Regions from separate parts of the Homo sapiens genome. Here region 1 is linked to region 2. A link is a contact called in ENCODE Hi-C or POLR2A ChIA-PET data. All regions are on one chromosome and are shown on one strand. The core of a region is the stretch at or near the end of the contact, and the rest is flanking DNA. Distances in the headings are between cores, read along the strand shown.

Evidence for each region. Hi-C counts contacts between places; a loop is a spot of excess contacts on that map. ChIA-PET counts read pairs that join two places held with the same protein, here RNA polymerase II (POLR2A). Pooled maps may share reads with other maps.
Region 1: a map of Ramos shows a loop between it and region 2 (2.4-fold over the local background). The contact joins the promoter of CRYBG1 here to the enhancer-like site in region 2. A Hi-C loop is called at or near these places in 27 of 168 maps with a recorded cell type or tissue (CD14-positive monocyte, CD8-positive, alpha-beta T cell, GM11168 and 21 more), 2 of 37 single-sample maps with no recorded cell type and 23 of 50 pooled maps. POLR2A ChIA-PET finds 5 or more read pairs at or near these places in 2 of 52 experiments (HCT116 and OCI-LY7).

The regions. Positions count from the first base shown.
Region 1 is chr6:106,358,745-106,364,895 of GRCh38, reverse strand. CRYBG1 (crystallin beta-gamma domain containing 1) reads right to left here and starts at 4,179. Exons shown (of 22, transcript NM_001371242.2): 1 at 3,815-4,179. The coding sequence starts at 3,987. RefSeq lists silencers at 4,069-4,148, 4,169-4,378 and an enhancer at 3,307-4,173.
Region 2 is chr6:106,570,766-106,576,668 of GRCh38, reverse strand. RTN4IP1 (reticulon 4 interacting protein 1) reads left to right here. Exons shown (of 9, transcript NM_032730.5): 9 at 4,566-5,898. The coding sequence ends at 4,673. CRYBG1 (crystallin beta-gamma domain containing 1) reads right to left here. Exons shown (of 22, transcript NM_001371242.2): 22 at 4,652-5,903. Among named protein-coding and RNA genes, the nearest start is that of RTN4IP1, 56 kb to the left of the region's middle. RefSeq lists an enhancer at 844-1,364. Within about 2 kb of position 1,773, at least 9 of the 41 ENCODE cell types and tissues checked have a DNase peak (open chromatin) inside an H3K27ac peak, as active enhancers do; they include CD14-positive monocyte, HCT116 and gastrocnemius medialis, where a contact is called at or near this core.

The sequences.
Region 1 (6,151 bases), core at 2,930-5,429, 210 kb after region 2:
ACAACTCTTATGATTCCCATTTTGTGAATGAGAAAATTGTGGCACAAAAATGTTAATAACTTTCCTAGGATGATAGGATTCAGTGTCATGGTAAGTATTAACAGAAGAACAAGAATTTAAATCCAAGTAGAGAATCCACATTCTGAGCACATTATTCACAAGACAGAGTATAATTTAAAATGTGGTAAATGACAGTGCCACTAGTGGCTGCTAAGTGGCCTGGCCACAGCTCGCCATGCTCATTCCACCACACCACTAGACCCTCTAATGGCAAGAGAATTATGGACTAGACAGGGGATGGGGCTGACTCAGGAGGGCAGCAACTCTATCTTTGTGAAAAATAACATCATATGACCATGTTTACCAAAACCAAGCTGAAAAAAAACTTTAAGAGTAAATTTTGGAAAGAGAAGTAGCCAAGTTCAAATTATTTCATATAAAGAAATAATTGATTAGAATGTCTATACCAAAAGCCACAAATATTTGCAGAATACGAAAATCTGACTTTAATAAACTTTAAATCATCTTTGGACTGGCAAGCTTTTCTTTCTTTTTTTTTTTATTTTTTGAGATGGAGTTTCACTCTTGTTGCCCAGGCTAGAGTGCGATGGCATGATCTTGGCTCACCACAACCTTCATCTCCTGGGTTCAAGGGATTCTCCTGTCTCAGCCTCCTGAGTAGCTGGGATTACAGGTGTGAGCCACCATGCCCAGCTAATTTTTTTGTACTTTTAGTAAAGATGAGGTTTCACTATGTTGGCCAAGCTGGTCTCAAACTCCTGACCTCAGGTGATCCACCTGCTTTGGCCTCCCAAAGTACTGGGATTAGAGGCGTGAGTGACCGCACCCGGCTGGACTGGTAAACTTTTCTAGGAAAAGATCTTCCTAGAGTTGGTTTTCCCCTATCCAAACCTATCTTTTCCATTTCTTCCATTAGACCTTTGCTTTGATGATGATGATGATGATGATGATGACCAGGATGCTTTTGCATTTACTGAGTTTCTACTTTGTGCTCAGAAGTGTGTTAAGGTTTTTGCACTTAATAACATAAACTTTCATTTAATATTCATGACAACCCTACAGAGTCAGCATCCTATTGTCTCCATATTACAGATGAGGAAATTGAGATTTTAAGAGGTGAAATAACTTGCCCAAGGTCACAAAGCTAGTAGATAAATTCATTTTTTTCTGACCTAAACACCCATAATATTAATCAAATAAGCAAATATGGGTGGCTACCTGACTGTCCCCTCCTTATTTAGAGACAAAAACCACAGTGAGTGCTGCACATTCCAGCCAAATTCCATCACTTCCAAGTCCTGGACAGAAATGAAGGGATATGGTCAGGAGGCTTAAGAGAGCCACACTGGGCAAACTGGCTTGAAATCTAAGGGTGCTTTTGCCACTCTCTTTAAACCAGAAAGAAGTACACTCTCTTAGAAGTAAATGAAATATTTATAAAGATGATCTAACTAGAAAAACATCCCAAAGACAGACTAGTACGTTTAGTTTTTCAGAACATTTATTAATACGAAGTTCATCACGGTTCTGAAGGAAAAAATGAAGTGTTTCAAGACTGCACTAAAATATAAAAAAACTCAAGGAGAGAAGCAAATCTCCTATTTTAATTTTTTTTTTTTTTTTTTTTTTTTGAGACGGAGTTTCGCTCTGTCGCCCAGGCTGGAGTGCAGTGGCGCGATCTCGACTCACTGCAAGCTCCGCCTCCCGGGTTCACGCCATTCTCCTGCCTCAGCCTCCCGTGTAGCTGGGACTACAGGCGCGCGCCACCATGCCCGGCTAATTTTTGTATTTTTAGTAGAGACGGGGTTTCACCGTGTTAGCCAGGATGGTCTCGATCTCCTGACCTCGTGATCCGCCCGTCTCGGCCTCCCAAAGTGCTGGGATTACAGGCGTGAGCCACCGCGCCCGGCCTCCTATTTTAAATTTTATACTAAAATGTATTTACATTTGAATAAATTACCTATAGCTGTGTATTATTATGTTTTGATAGACAGTAAATGATAAGACTAGATCTTAAAAGGAAAACCACGATGGAAATGTTTAAAATATTTACTGAGGTAATAGAAAAGAACTTCAATGTTGGGTACATTAAATACTGTATTTTGTTAGAAAGTATAATCTATAATTAGGCACAGTAAACGTTTGAATAGGTAATATATTTCTACTACAACTGATTACCAATGTGGATGATAAAATATGAGAGAAAAATAAAATGACTTCTTTCTTAGGTTTCCTACCCTTACCCACTCACACCTAGACCTCCCCGCTGCAACCACTTGCGCTTCTCAGGAAGTGCCACGCTCTTCTAAGTGCTGGTGATGTGCACAGTGCAGCCCCTGCCTGGAACTCGCTGCTCCTCCCTGTTTCTGCCTAAGCCACTTCACCTATCCTCCTCCAGGAAGCCTCCCTGATCCCCTCCTGTGTGCTGGCATCTATCATTGCATTTTTTGGTATCCACAAGAGACTAACAATTCTTTGATGACACAATTATTCCTGTCTCTCATTGTTTTTTATATCGCAGTACATGGCACTTAGCTAAGGTACTCAATACAATAAGTGAATGAAAATAGATCGTAAAATTGACTTTTTTTACAAATAAAAGGAGAGGCCGGGCGCGGTGGCTCATGCCTGTAATCCCAGCACTTTGGGAGGCCGAGGCGGGCGGATCATGAGGTCAGGAGATCGAGACCATCCTGTCTAACACGGTGAAACCCCGTTTCTACTAAAAATACAAAAAATTAGCCGGGCGTGGTGGCGGGCGCCTGTGGTCCCAGCTACTCGGGGGCTGAGGCAGGAGAATGGCGTGAACCCGGGAGGTGGAGCTTGCAGTGAGCCGGGATTGGGCCAGTGCACTCCAGCCTGGGTGACAGAGCAAGACTCCGTCTCAGAAAAAAAAAAAAAAAAAGAAAGAAAGAAATAAAAGGAAAACCATGTCTAAAATGCAAATTTTGCACAATTTTATTCTGGCCCTCATAGGGTGTATTTTAAAAACACATTTGGAAGGATTTACTGGACATTGTCAATTGTCCATCACTATAAATATTTCACACCTCTGAGCCATGTAAATACGCTGTTACTTCAAATTGATTATTATTCAACGAATGCATAAACTCTGATGCTATAGTTGAATAATTATACATATAGAATAAAACCACTTCAAAACCATGATAAAAATCAAAAAGCACAATGGTAACTACAGTTTTGATAACTAGGTGCTCTCTAGCTCTGCCACTGGCTCCAATGGGGAGAAGCCATTTATCCTTTGGTCTCAGTTCCTCCACCCATGAAATGGGGGTAACCATTCCTGCCACTTCCTCCTCCCTTCGTATGTTGCGAGGAGAATGGGGGTATAACATCTGTAAGAGCACAGATCTTACAGATATTCACAATAAAGAGCTTTACAATAAAGACACTAGCTCAAAAGCAGTGCCTAACCCCAAAGCAGAGTTCCCGCCATCATTTAGGACGGTAACAACCCTCACTCCCCGCCGCTCTGGTTAGCAGGCTGATGCGGGAGGCTCCTGCATGAAAACTTTGCAGTCATACTAAAGGCCACATGCGTGGGCACAAGTTCCTCTCGCCGGTGCTTGGTCTGAACCAAAAGCCGCGAGGAACCTCGTCAACCCCAGCGGCTACGATCGCTCCCCTCCGGACCCGGGTACCCTCCTGCGGACTGAAACAGACCCCGGGGCTTTCCCCTCCTCCAAGTGGGGTCAGGAGTCCAAGGGCTAGCGCAGCAGGAGAAGGAGGAGGAGGAGGAGGTGGGACTGGAGGGCTCGGGCGAGGAGCTCACCTGGCCTCTCCGGCAGGCGCCGGGAGCGGGTGCGGAACGAACACCCCACAGTCAGGCGGCGCCGGCTGCTGCTTCTTTTTGGAGCGCCAGAGGTGGAAGGTGGTGTGCTTCTTAGGGGGCCTGCACGGGCTGGGCTCCCCGGGGTCGCCCTGGGCTGGCGGGGACAGCGGCATCGTCTTGTCCTCCTCCCGCTCCGACTGCCGGGACGCGGTCCTCTCTGCCGCCCGGGCCCTATGGAAGAACACACCTGAGCGCCAGCTCGCCCGCCTTTCTCAGCGCGCCGTGGGACCCCGCCCCCTCGTCGCGGATGCGGGGGGACGGCCGCGGGTTGCAGAACCAGCACCCAGCGCAGCGCGAGCAGCACTGCAGCCCGAGCTGTTGGGGCGGAGGCGGGGACCCAGCCGCGGAAGAGCGCCCCCGCGCGGCGCGGGCGGCAAGGGGCGCTAGCCCAGGTGAGGCGCTCGCGCCGGGAGCCCCAGGTGAGGCAGACACGCCCCGGCTCCCCACCCCGGGGGCGCGCGGCGGCCGTGGGACAGCGACACCTACTGGATGCTCTGGGCACCGCGACTCCCGACACTGCATCCCAGGCTCTAAGATGGGACCCAGAGCCGGGTCGGGCTTCCACAGCGCCTGGGGTGCAGCGGCCATTGTCGCCTGCGGAGTTGTTGGCCGCTCTTGGCCTGTGACAGGCTGGCAGGGTGAGTCGCTGCTTAGCCACGAGCCCCGCCTGGAGAAGGATGGGAGAGGCACATCCCGGGGCTGGGCCGCCCAGCAATTAGGACTCTTCCACTCTGATCTCTGGGTGGCTTGGGCAATGTCATGTGCTGGTGGCTTCTGTTCCTGTTCGTGAACACGGGTGGCAACTCCGCCAACTCGTCTCCTCTCTCAAGAGTCTGAATAATTAATTTGTACTCACATCTCATAAAACACAAAAGGATTAAAAAAATTAAAAACGCCAGAAGGGAATTAGGCATATTCCCCAATTCCCCAAGAGCTTAATAGATCCCTCGCAGTAAATTAAATGCCAGTCCCACAAGGTATTTACATCATCTGCATTACTGTTGATGACTTTCTTGTCTTAACTTCACAGTCGTGGCTAAATAGCAAAGGAAATTAATACTTAAGCAAAGTAAGTAAACGAACAATTATTTTGGGCATCATTAGAGCAAAGAAAGTGCAAGAACTAAGCACTACTTAAAAATTCAATGCAGTACAAGATCCTCTTTCACGGTAATGTCTTTATTTTCCTCTTTGAAAACACAACTCATTCATTCGTTTATTCACTCATTCAAGGAACATTCATTTTTATTTGTTTTTATTTACATTTTTATCAAGATGTAATTTATAGACAGTAAAATGCACAAATCATAAGGGTAAAACTCAAATTTTTACATATTTATGTGGTTGGGGTGTGAAAAGTTTTTTAATGGAGAGTTGACATTGTCCTAGAAAATTCTTCCGTATGTGGCTTTTAAATGTATGATTATAGGCCAGGAGCGGTGGCTCACGCCTGTAATCCCAGCACTTTGGGAAGCCGAGGCAGGCAGATCACTTGAAGTCAGGAGTTTGAGACCAGCCTGGCCAACATGGTGAAACCCCTTCTCTACTAAAAATACAAAAAAAAAATTAGCTGGGCGTGGTGGTGGAGGTGCGCCTGTAATCCCAGGTACTCGGGAGGCCGAGACATGAGAATCGCTTGAACCCAGGAGGCAGAGGTTGCAGTGAGCCGAGATGGCGCCACTGCACTCCAGCCTGAGCAACAGGATGAGACTATGTCTCAAATAATAATAATAGGTAAATATATATGATTATAAAAATATAGAATACTTTCAAAACTTTAAAAATCTCCCTACTGTCCTCTTCCAGTACATTACCCCTCCCACCTGTAAAAGTTAACCATTATTTCATCCTCTTTTGCTGGAGATTAATTTGACCTTTTCTGGAATTTCATTTTAGTGGAAAATCACAATATGTACTCTGTTTCTGGTTTGCTTTGCTCAATATTAGTCGGTGAAAATCATCTATATTGTTGCTTATATTGTAGCAGTTTTTTGTCTTGTTTTGTTTGAGACAGGGTCTCACTCTGTCACTCAGGTAGGAGTACACTGTTACCATCACCTCTCACTGCACTCACTGCAGCCTTGACCACCTGAGCACAAGTGATCGTCCCACCTCAGCCTCCTGAGCAGCCAGGACTACAGGCACACACCACAGGACCGGGCTTTTTTTTTTTTTTTGGAGGGGGTACATTTGTAGAGACTGGGTTTTTCCATGTTGCCTAGGCTGGTCTCGAACTCCTGAGCTCAAGTGACTTGTCCGCCTCAGCCTCCCACCAAA
Region 2 (5,903 bases), core at 524-3,023:
CTGCAGCTTTCGAGAAAAATGTAATGAGTTCTGAGGTAGGTGATTTCCCAGGTCCGTCTTGAATAGCTGGGCCCTCGTTTAGCAACGAAGTACATTCTAAACCTTAAGTTCTTTATTGCCACTGGATTTTGCTCCATAGAAAGAATGTAGTGATTAGGGACTGAATCCCTAGGACCACTGGAAGAGGGCTGCCTTGCCTGATGTGGCAAGTATCTCATGGATCCCATGGCCTCAATGCTTCTGAGGTTTTTCTGATGCTACTGAAATTGTTTCTATGAGGAAATTTATATGGGGTTTCTCCTCTCACCTTCTGGCTGTTGGAAGTGCATTTTTTAGGGGTACCTAGGGACAAGTCCTTGATGCTTTCCCAAATGGCACACTTACTCCCTTGGAGAGTTCCCCCATCTGCCATCCCCCTCCTGTCTCACCCCATCTTCCAGTTTTGAGTTTGCCATCTGGGGCAGGAAGTTTCCGAGAAACAGCAACTGAGAGCAAAATTCACCTCTTCCTTTTGTCTTCTTTTTGTCTAAAGGTAGACTGAGTTTAAGTCCCCTTCTTCCCCTTTACCCCAACCCAGGAAATACTGAACCTTTCACAGAGGTCAGGGGCATACCTGTCCAGGAGGTAGTGCTGGAACTGCGGTCCTGGTGCCTGTCCACAGGTGTGTGGATTTGGACTCAGACCAGGAGCCCTTAGGTCTTCCTTGGTGTTTGTCACCTGTCAGTGTCCCCTCACACACCTCACCCTCTGAGATCTGCAGCCTCTGTGCCTGGTGGAAGAAGAGGCCAAGGGTCTAGGAAAAGAAGTGGAATAGACTGTGACTTCCCAGATTACATCCATTCCATGCAGTAATGACATTAGGAGTCCTGGGTCCTTGTTTTGGCTCTGCTATTGACAGCTCTGACCTTGCACTTACCACTCAATCATTTGCACTTCAGTTTCCTAATCTATCAAAAGAGGCCCACTCGGATATGTTAACTCTACTGTTTTGTGATTCTCACTGGGAAAACGGGAATTGAGGGAAAACCTCTGCCTGCTGCCATGGCTGCCTAGACAGTGTCCTTCTCCACCAGCAGCTTCATGCTCTTGCAGTAGTGAGAGGTTTTCTGTACCGTCTTCCGAAGCCTCAAGTGTTAGAGAGGGTTTTTGCCTCAGCAGGAAGGAGGACTTGCCTAGCGTCTTGTAAGCAGCAATATTCCAAGGCCACATCCAGAGAGGTTAAGGTTCCCGTCGTCCCTACGTTCTCACAGAAGTGATGTCAGGCAGCGGGTGCCAAATCTTGGGGCTTGGCTTGGTTCAGCCTTTGTATCAGGGATGCGAGGCACAATCAGCACCCCACACATGAATCCAAGACTGAATGAGGGCTGCTGCTGTGAGCGTCCCTGGCCGGCTGTGAGCCTCGTGTGTCTGCGCAGTGGGAAGCATGGTGTTGAGCCTGCCCGCTTTATAACAGGGCTCCCTGTGCCAGGTGGACTATAGCAGCGTCATCACATAAACATCCCTACTTCACTGTGAGTAACCTTTCTTTCCCCCCTCTGTATTTTAACTCTGATCCCTTTGTCCTTAACAAACAAGTATTCTAGGCCTGATGTGAGGCTGTACATAGACACTGTCTCATTATCCAGTTAATCTCTGTTTGCTGTCACAGATTCAGCCAGCAGTGGCATTTGCCTGCCTTCAATTTGAAACCTTTTTTTCCATTGTCACTTACGGGAATTGCTGAATGACTCATTGTGCCGTGGTCAGCCCTCTCGGGTTATTTGCCACAATAGGCCTGACCAGCCAGATTAAAGTGGGCAGTAACTGTAAGCTGCCTGTGTCATCAGTTCAGGATCTGTGTCCCCGGTCAGAGCTCTAAATTGAACATTCAGTTCAGCCGGTTTTGGTTTAGTGCCTTAGGAGGCAGGCACTTTGTCAGTCTGTGGAATGGATGGGTATGTGCATGGTACAAGTTAGGGATTCCAGGAATAAGGCAAAGGGCTGGGTGAGTCCCACTTTAGGGTGCATACAGATCACTGGGGAAGCATTTTTCTGCCCCACCCCCTACAGGTTCTGATGTAGTTGTTCTAACAGGAGGCCTTGGACTCTGCATTTTAGGCATGCATTCAGGTGATTCCTTTTCCAGGTAAACAGCATCCTGAAAACAGCATCCCAGGGGCTTTGGAGGAGTGATAGGTTCAGGTTTCATGTGGGACATACAGGAAACAACTGGTTTTTTTTTTTTTGGAGACAGAGTCTCGCTCTGTTGCCCAGGCTGGAGTGCAGTGGCGCGATCTCAGTTCACTGCAACCTCCACCTCCCGGGTTCAAGTAATTCTCATGCCTCAGCCTCCCGAGTAGCTGGGATTACAGACACACACCACCACACCCAGCTAATTTTTGTATTTTTAGTGGAGATAGGTTTCACCATGTTGGCCAGGCTGTCTCAAACTCCTGACCTCAGGTGATTCGCCTGCCTCGGCTTCCCAAAGTGCTGGGATTACAGATGTGAGCCACTGCACTGGGCCGAGAAACATCAATGCATTCCATTCTGCAACATTAATGCAGTCCACCCTAAAGTGGGACTCACCACAGCCCTCTGCCTTATTCTTGGAGAGAATAGAAGACAAATAGGCTTCGTCTCACAAGCCAGCTCAGAGCAGTTAATAGTGGCTGCAGTGGTGAAGATTCTGAGGTCATGCTCAGCTTGTGGGGGATCAGCAATAGTGATGTCCTCCATAGGCGTGGATGGCACCCGTGTAGCACACATCTGTCATCTTGGTGGCCTGGACACAGGGTCGAGAGACCAGGTCCTCAGCTGGCACAAGGAAGGCAGGCCAACATGCAGGCTGTGATAAATCCTTACAGTCCTTGGCTACCTTTCCCTTCCTTTAAGGTTTTAGGGGTAGGTGTAGACAGCAGCAGATGCTATAGGAAAGGCTCAGTGCATAATGGTGATAGCAGATGATGGCATCAGATTGAATCCTGACTTGCTATTTATCAGAAGTGTGACATAGGGCAACTTATTTAACTCTGTTCCTTGATTTATTCATCTGTAAAATGGGAATAACAGTATTTACCCCAGAAAATGGTTATGGGGATTAAATGAGATGAAATCTCTAGAGCCCCTAAAACAGTGCCTGGCACATAGTGAGGCCAGTATGTGCCAGCTGTTGCTTTTATTATGAGCTTATTGTGATTTGTGGGTACAAAAGTATTTTCAGCTCTTTGGAGAAGGGAACTTTTGGAGTCTAAGATGCTCTTCTGGTGGCTTGGCTGTGAAATTCATCCAAGAGGAAGTTTCATCAGATGCATCTGAATGTCACGAAAACACTTCTTCCTCTTGTAAAAGGAAAGCGTAAAATGTATGAGTTGGCTTATGCCTTCTGATAACTTATGCCTGCCAGTGGAGCTATGGGAGGCAGGCCACTGAGATACCTGGTGGATAACTATTGATTTTTGCTTAAAGTTTTGAAAAGGAAGAATTCAGTTGGATTTTTGCATGGAGAGGATGTTACCTGGGACCTAGTTTCAGAAGGAGGTTGCTGGCATTACTGATAGTACAGTGAAAAGACCCAGCAGCATTGAAACATTTATGAGCTGGCTGGAATGACTTTCTTGTAAATTGTAACCGGCTGCACCGTTGTTTAGCAAAGCCTGCCAGGGCAGCTCCAGCCTGGGCCAAGTATTCTCGAAGCCCAGAAAGCTCACATGAGGTGCGTTTTTCCCACTTACCTTATTAGCTTTCACCTAAGTGACATTGATGAAGCTCCTACTGTATGTCTAGCATTATGCCTGGTGTTGTGGGGGATGCAAACAAAATGGCTTAGTCCCCTATCCCACAAGTACTTTATGCTCTGGTTGGGTAGATATGCCAAACACTTAACAAATTAAAAACAAAGAAAAAACAAAAAAAAAACTATTTCCATGCACTCTCTGTAAGGAGCCAAATGGATACATACAGCAAGGACCTTGGGATGTTCTCTTTGGTATTTACCACACAGCACAGAGTGGCTGAGATGTGTACTCAGCTGTAACAAGTACAGTCTGTGAGGAAGGCCACATGGTTCCTGTGGGAGTTGAAAGGGACAACACGTTGCAAACTGGGGCATGAGGACACACAGTGTGAGACCTGGGCGGGAAGGGCAGTGGAATTTTCAGAGAAGGATTTCTGGGCTTACTGACTCGTACCAGCAGAGGCATAAACATACCACGTGGAGAAAATGGCAGGTAGAGCGTTTTTGCAAAGCATGGAATCTGGATGAGGGCTGAGCTCAGGATGCTATTGGTCTTCGAATGCCGGAGTGGGAGCTGTTGAACGGTTCTAAGTAGGAGAGTGAAAGACCAGCATGGAGGAGAAGTAAGACTGGGCAGTGGGGTGGGAGGGGCCATAAAGAGAGAAGCAGCAGTGAGGCAGGAGTGGAGGCAGCATCATGGCCCTTGTGAGAGCCTGACCTGGGTCCACTGGAGAGACACTTGAGAGAGACTGTGGCTTGAGGGACACCGTCAAGAAACTAATTAGCAATGTCATCTGCCTTGAAAGATGTAGGCTTTTTTATCCACCGGTCAACCTCTTATGTTTTACAGATCCGGCCAGTTATTGAACAAACCTTTCCTTTTTCTAAAGTTCCAGAAGCCTTCCTGAAGGTGGAAAGAGGACACGCACGAGGAAAGACTGTAATTAATGTTGTTTAAATAAAAATGCAGTTTAGTGATTGTTGACGTTCTTATTTGGTGAGTGCCTGTGAGCCCAAATTTTTTTCTAGCCATCCCTTTCAAACATTTTTCCAGATTAGATTATACATTCCATGATACAAGCTTTAAAAAATAAACACACCATTTTGGCCAGTAATTGATATAAAAATATCAGCACTTGGATTTGTCTGTAGTCAGTAGAAATTCGAAGTTTTTTCAAGCTGTTCCTTCACACTGGCTTTGCAGGTTGTTGTGGCACCTTCTGTTTTACTAGCTTAAACTACTTTATTGTCTTTTTTGTTTTAGAGACAGGGTCTCGCTGTGTCACCCAGGCTGGAGTGCAGTGGCACAATCACAGCTCACTGCAGCCTTGACCTTAAGCGATTCTCCTGCTTCAGCCTCTCAAGTAGGTAGGACTACAGGTATGCATCACCACACCCAGCTAGTTTTTTTGTATTTTTAGTAGAGACAGTTTTGCCATGTTGCCCAGGCTGGTCTCAAACTCCTGGGCTTAAGTGATCCACCATGTCAGTCTCCCAAAGTTCTGGGATTACAGGCGTGAACCACCCTGCTGGGCCTGATCGTCTTAATGTACAATACTAAAACTTTCAGTGTATAGATGGATGTTGGCATGAAGAGATAATTTAAAGCTGGTTCCTTCTTGAATTCATCACTGAGCAGCTTTCTAACTGCCAAGGTTTCCTTTTTTGTTCCTCCACCATAATGTGGTCACCACAGCTCTTAAAGTTCTAAATCTCTTAGTGTCATATATAAAAATCTGCCTGGTGATTCATTTGTTTATGCTCTTAATATTGAAAGGTGAGAGCAGAGTTTCTAACTTTTTAAAACCCTTACATCTTGCATAAGGATTAGGCCTGTTTCGGCAATTGAAACATGCTTCTCTGAGGGCTTTTCCATGGAAATTGCAGCCTTCCAATGGAGCCCAAAGCTTGCCACTTTGATGTCAAATGTTTACATTTAGATATCTCTCCAATCAACCCATTGCAGTGTGCACTTCGAATATTCATTTACGGTAAGTGTTTTTACTTCCTAATATACTCATCCTCAGTATTGCACCTGATATGCTTGCTTGTAACTTTTGATGTAGACCTGTTTTGAGATTTCTGCTTGGTTTATTCCTGTTAGACACTCGTTTGGTAGCATGTATGTTAGATGTAGGCTTTTCTCTAAAATTGTTGGTCTGGTCTTACTACCGAGTTATTGCAAAAG